Regions from separate parts of the Homo sapiens genome. Here region 2 is linked to region 1. Evidence: chromatin loops called from intact Hi-C (ENCODE). Cell type or tissue: thyroid gland. All regions are shown on one strand. Each heading gives the region's core, and the rest is flanking DNA. Links, peaks and the distances in the headings are about the cores only. Region 1 has its middle 280 kb from the start of ACTL7B. Region 2 overlaps LOC105376205 (a long non-coding RNA gene).

Region 1 (2,923 bases), core at 145-2,644:
CTGACACTACCGGTCTGCAGACCACATTTTTAGTAGCATGTTTGTAGGAGAACTGAAGAGTTAGATTCAAGACCATACTAGATGATGTAAGATCCATTTCAGTTTCCAGATCCTTTCAGTCTGTATTGAGATACACCATTTGCAATTCTAGAAACAGGAACACCAGGGAGGGGTGCAGATGGTGTATATTGAAAGAATTATATTAATTTTTTATAGATAATGCTTATGCTACAAAATTTAAAAGGCACAGAAGCATACTCAGTGAAAAACGAATTTCCCCCCTTGTTCCCTAGCCACTCTGTTTCTTTATTCAGAAGATTGATCATAACCAATTCTTTTGTGTATTTTTTCCAGAGGTAATCCATGCATGTACAAACATATTTTCTTTTCTCTATTATTTTTTATACCTGGCTTTTTTCACCTGAAAGTATATTACAGAAATTATCTTAGTACAGATGGGGCTGCTGCAACTTTTTAAATAACATATGGATACGTTATAATTTAATAACATATGGATATATTATTTTTAAATAACATATGGATACATTATAATTTAATTAAGCAGTCCCCATAGACTGCTTTATGTAAGTACTGTTTCCAAAAAGTTGTACAAAGGCTGTTGCAGTGAAAATATTTGAACACTTCTCATTTCAGACAAGTAGAATAAAGTCTTAGAAGCAGAATTGCTGGATCAAAGGACACGTGTTTTTAACATTTTGATGGATAGTGCCACATTGCTCTTCATGGGTGTTTTGGCGATCCCCAGTCCCAGCAGACATGTCAGGGATGCTTCTTTTCCCACATCCTGGCCTATGCAATATGTTACCAAATATTTTGAACTTTGCCAAAATGGTAGGTGATAAATGATATCTCATTTTGATTTTAATTTGCATTTCCCTAAGTATCAGTGATACTGAGACACCCTTATCAATGGCTTGGGAAGCATTTGCATTTTATTTCAAGAACTATCTGTTTACATTCTTTCTTAATGATTTGTAGGTGCTCTTTTGTAAATTCAAAAAAGTTAGTCATTTACCTATGATATGTATTGCAAGGATTTTCCCCAGATTGCTTTTATTTTGACTTAAAAAAGGCAGATGTAGCAATTTTTATGTAGTCTCACATATTAGTTTTTTGTTGTTTTTGTTTGTGTTTTCTGTCATAGTTAGAATGACTGCCTTCCCTACTTTGAAAATGTAAAAAATGATTCTTCTTTGTTCTAACATTTTTAAATGTTATTCTTTCATGTTTAAATCTTTGACACACCTAGAATTTATCTTCATGGAAGATGTGAGGTATGGATCCAACTTTATTTTTCTTTCCAGATGCCTTCCTAGTTGGGAAAACATCATTTATCAAAAAATTCTTCTCCAACCCACTGATTTAAAATGTTACCTGTCTTCACATGTATCCCAATATACATTTGTATTTATTTTGAACTTTCTTCTCCATTTTTTTTTTTCTTGGGACAGAGTTCCACTTACTCTGCTGCCCAGGCTGGAGTGCAGTGGCAGAATCTCTGCTCACTGCAACCTCCGCCTCCCGAGTTTAAGCGATTCTTCTGCCTCAGCCTCCTGAGTAGCTGGGATTACAGGTACACACCACCATGCCAGGCTCATTTTTGTATTTTTAATAGAGAAGAGGTTTCACCATGTTGGCCAGGCTGATCTCGAACTCCTGACCTCAAGTGATCCACCCTCCTCAGCCTCCCAAAGTGTTGGGATTACAGGCGTGAGCCACCGCTCCTGGCCTCCTCTCCATTCTATTGATCAACCTGTTCTTGAGACTATCTCACATTATTTTAATTTTTAATAGATTTTAAAACATTAAATACCTGGTAAGGCTGGTCCTACTCATTACTCTTTTCTCCCCTGCCCCCAGACATTTTTTGTATTACTCTTATTTATTTCCTATGTAAATTTTAGAATATTCTTGTCTGGTTAAAAAAAAAAAATCCCATTGTTATTTTTTATTGAAAATGTATCAAATTTGTAGGTTGATTTAAGATAACTGATTTTTAAAAAGTGATATCAAGTGTTCTTATTGAACAGCATAGCATGCCTTCTGCTTGCTTTCTCTTTTTCTGAGTAGCATTTAAACATTTTTTGTATGTAGATCATGTAGGTCTGTTTTCCTCATGTTGACCTTGTCTATTGCTAGGTCTTTTATCTTGTTTTTGTATCATACATGGGGTTTTCCTTTTATTAGATTTTCTAATTGGCTCTTGTTTGCATATATGAAAGTCATTGGTTTCAGTATATTAATTTTGTATTCATCCACCTGAAGAATTTTCACATCGTTTCTAAACATTTGTCAATTGCTTTTCTTGAATTTTCTTTTCTTTTTGTGGGGAGGGGTATTTCTTTGGTGCTTACATGAAACGTCATGGTGGTGTTGAGACTGAAATTTCTGTTTCAATGCTATTCGCTTTGGCATGATTAGTGCATTTAATATCAACAGGGAGAGTTCACGATGTTTTCCAGGGGAAATATTTTTGATTATTTTCATTTCTCTGATGCCACCGCCAAAAACTCAAGAATTTATAAATCCTGAGGTTTAAGCTTATTGTTTACCTTGGATTGTCTAAGCAAATAGTGATATTATCTGCAAGTGTTAATGAATTTATTGCCTCTTTTTTATTTCTTAACATCTATTATTTCTATATCTTAGCTATTGTGCTGGCAAATAGCTCCAAAATAAGTGTAAATACTAATGATGGTAAAGAACTACCTTGTCCTATTTCTGACATTGATGGAAATGCTTCTTCTGTTTTCCTGAAAAGTATGATGCTGCATTTTAGGTTGGGATATAGCCTTTGTACCATTGAATAAGTATGCATTTTTATTTATTTATTTTTTGTTGTTTTTTTGAGACTAAGTCTCGCTCTATTACCCAGGCTGGAGTGTGGTGGTGTGATCACAGC
Region 2 (2,923 bases), core at 112-2,611, 940 kb after region 1:
TTCACCTGTAAAACAGGGATAATAATACTGACTCAACAATTGTTGCAATGGTTAATTTAGGCTAAATGCTACCCCCACAACCCACCAGACCCCCACATAGTGCCTGGTACAAAGTGAGTGCTCAATAAATGGCAGTGTCCTTCTAACCCTCCTCTGTCAACTCTTTATTCACACTTATCCTATCTTTACATTAGCTGGTTGGCACGTCATGTCTTCAGCTTCTCTGTTCCTCCTGGTGTCTAGCCGGTCTGAGGCACATAGTAGACACAGTCAGAACAGAAGCAAGGGAGGGTTGCTGTGCGTTTCCACTTAGGCTGTATATTTTCCGAGATAGCAGCAAATGTCTTATCTTTAACTCCTCACTGTCTCTCTCTCTCCTGCTAGAATGATCCTTTCCACCTTTGTAAATCCAGGATGCAGCTAGGTGAATGAGCGCATGGGTGAATGAACCGGCAAATGCCTCCCATTTCCTCACATGACCTGAAGCCTGAACATTGGCTTTAATTTTCAAGCAAGTTTCATTTTAACTCAGGCATTGTCTGAGAGCCAGGATTTCTTTGGAATGCTCATTTACCTTGATGGTTGTGTATTCAAAACCCACCACAGCTCAAATGATCTTATTTACATGCAGTTCTATTTAGCAGTGAACAGGCAGGGGACCTTCCATCACAGTCCAGTCCTTTGTTGGGACAAAAACTGCCCCTATTCGAATTTCCACTGTGCTGACATACCACCGCTCCAAAAGAGGAAAGTCCTAAGGAATCAAAAAGAAAAAGAGAGGGAGGGAAGGATCCAGCTCAAGCCAGCACACCTCCACCTCCCCTGAATAATGTATGTCTGATTTGTTTGTTTTCCTTCTGCAAGGTTGGCTGGCCTTGCCTCCTCTTTAATAGATACATTTTTTTAAAAAAATCAGAACTGGTTGAGTTCCAACTATGTGCCATTTCTTTTCACACATCTTATATAATTTCATTCTCATCTCATTCATTTTATAGATGAAAAACAGTCTCAGAGAGGTTAGGAAGTTTCCCTTCCGTCACACATCTAGAAGATGCCACTGCATGCTGAGAGCACTTTCAAATTCTTTTTCTCCAGTCTTCCCCAACAACTCACAGCCACCCAACATATGGGCTTGCGCACATACACACCATACTCACACTTCATTGACTATGTTTTAGAGAAAGATTCAACACTGGAAGAAGCTTACTTATTGAAACAGAGTGTATCATTCTGGGAAAGATCAATTCACAAATTCACAACAGGAGGAAAAGGGAGGAAAAGGGAGATACAATCAGGAAAGAACGCAGGGAAAGTTTAAGCTGTATTTGGTAACATTTTATCTGTTAGGCTGGATGGCATTTACACGAGTGTTTGTATGTTGGACTTTGTAAGTGTTCATTTATTGTAAATCTGTCATAATACATTTTCAGATTTAGCAGCATTGCCCGTGCTCACTCCCAGTTCTTGCCATCCACACATACATCACCAGACATACACACTGACAAACACAGAGCCATACTCCGCACACCGACAAGTACACACAAGCACCGACACACACTCATCCATACACATTCACACATTTATCTTCACGTGTTGAGTCACGAGAACCCCCACACTGGCTCGTGTTGACAAGCACACACTCACACACACACAAACACACTGCCTGCTAACGTAGCCTCTGACCACCCCTCTTCTCCAGTCAAGGACAACAGGGTCAGATGCAGAGACCCTAAAATCTGGGAGGCTGAGATGACACCAGCTGAGCGATGGGCCCACCTGAAATTGCACAGAGTGGGAAGGCACAAGGCCTGCTTCAGGGAGCTGGCACAGGCAGGTGCCACTGACGGCCAGTCACACGAGACCCGTGTGTGTCCCCCAGGCCCAGGCAGATGTTCTCTCTCACCACAGGCTCCTCTAGGAAGGGACAGAGTTAAGGAGCAGAGGGAAGACTCTGGTGTTTCACAGTTTGGGGTGGGAAGCAGTAACTTGTGTGGGAAACAAACTCCTCGGAAACCATAGCAACACCCATTTGGCAGCTCTGGATTGGACCCTGACCAGACATTTATTAAGCAGCCGCATAAGCTGTGGTCTCCAGAAGAACAATACCAAACTGATCAAATGTTAATAGCTTCAATCTGTTCCTCCTCACACAGCTCCTACCCATCCCCCTCTCTCAACAGACTTTGCATTTCTGCTTCTTAGCCTCAGCAGAAGACCGCCTCTGCTGCTACCCTAGAGCCTAAGTTCAAGTCCAGGACCACGAGGCATGTGCAGGTGACTTAGAGTGCAGAGATGGAAGGCAGGTCTCACCAGGGGGCCCTTGGGGTCTAAATGGGGCCATTCTTCGGTTAGACTCACCGAGCTGAATAGTGTCCAAGATCATGTGATTGGATACTTCTTAACCTCACTGCTTTTAAGAATTAGCTGGTAAGCTTTAAAAAAAAAAAAAAAAAAAAAGTCAATGTAATCTGAGTCTCTAGGGAACAGGGTCTGATCATTTGTATTTTTTAAATTTCCTCAGTCAATTCTAATATGCAGCCAGTATTGAGAACCACCGCATAATTTCAGCTCCTTGTAGAAGTGGGGGTGGGGAAGCCCAAAGAGGGACAGGGACTTGCCCAAGGTCACAGAGCTGGTGAGACACCATGCTGAGGGAGAACCCAGACATCCTAACCCTAGACAAGTCGTGTTCATTTTCCTGGGCAACAGCACTCTATGTGAGTCTTAAAAATGTATCCCTCTCCAGCCAGGCGTGGTGGCTCACACCTGTAATCCCAACACTTTGGGAGGACGAGGCAGCTGGATCACCTGAGGTCAGGAGATCAAGACCATCCTGGCTAACATGGTGAAACCCCTTCTCTACTAAAAACATAAAAATCAGCTGGGCTTGGTGGCGCCTGCCTGTAATCCCAGCTTCTCGGGA

Evidence for each region. A loop is a pair of places that touch in the nucleus more often than their neighbours do. Peaks named below come from ENCODE experiments on the same cell type or tissue, not always from the same donor. Only the 100,000 strongest peaks of a DNase experiment are listed, where the experiment ranks them.
Region 2: it touches region 1 in a loop (9-fold over the local background); 3 of 110 quality-filtered maps call a loop at or near these places.

What each region holds. Positions count from the first base shown.
Region 1 is chr9:108,570,719-108,573,641 of GRCh38, reverse strand. No RefSeq gene overlaps it. Among named protein-coding and RNA genes, the nearest start is that of ACTL7B, 280 kb to the left of the region's middle. In thyroid gland, for the core only: no CTCF peak of the experiment used is centred there; no DNase peak of the experiment used is centred there.
Region 2 is chr9:107,631,115-107,634,037 of GRCh38, reverse strand. It overlaps LOC105376205 (a long non-coding RNA gene), which reads right to left. Exons shown (of 9, transcript XR_930217.2): 8 at 2,359-2,432. Among named protein-coding and RNA genes, the nearest start is that of KLF4, 140 kb to the right of the region's middle. RefSeq lists an enhancer at 1,101-1,738. In thyroid gland, for the core only: no CTCF peak of the experiment used is centred there; no DNase peak of the experiment used is centred there.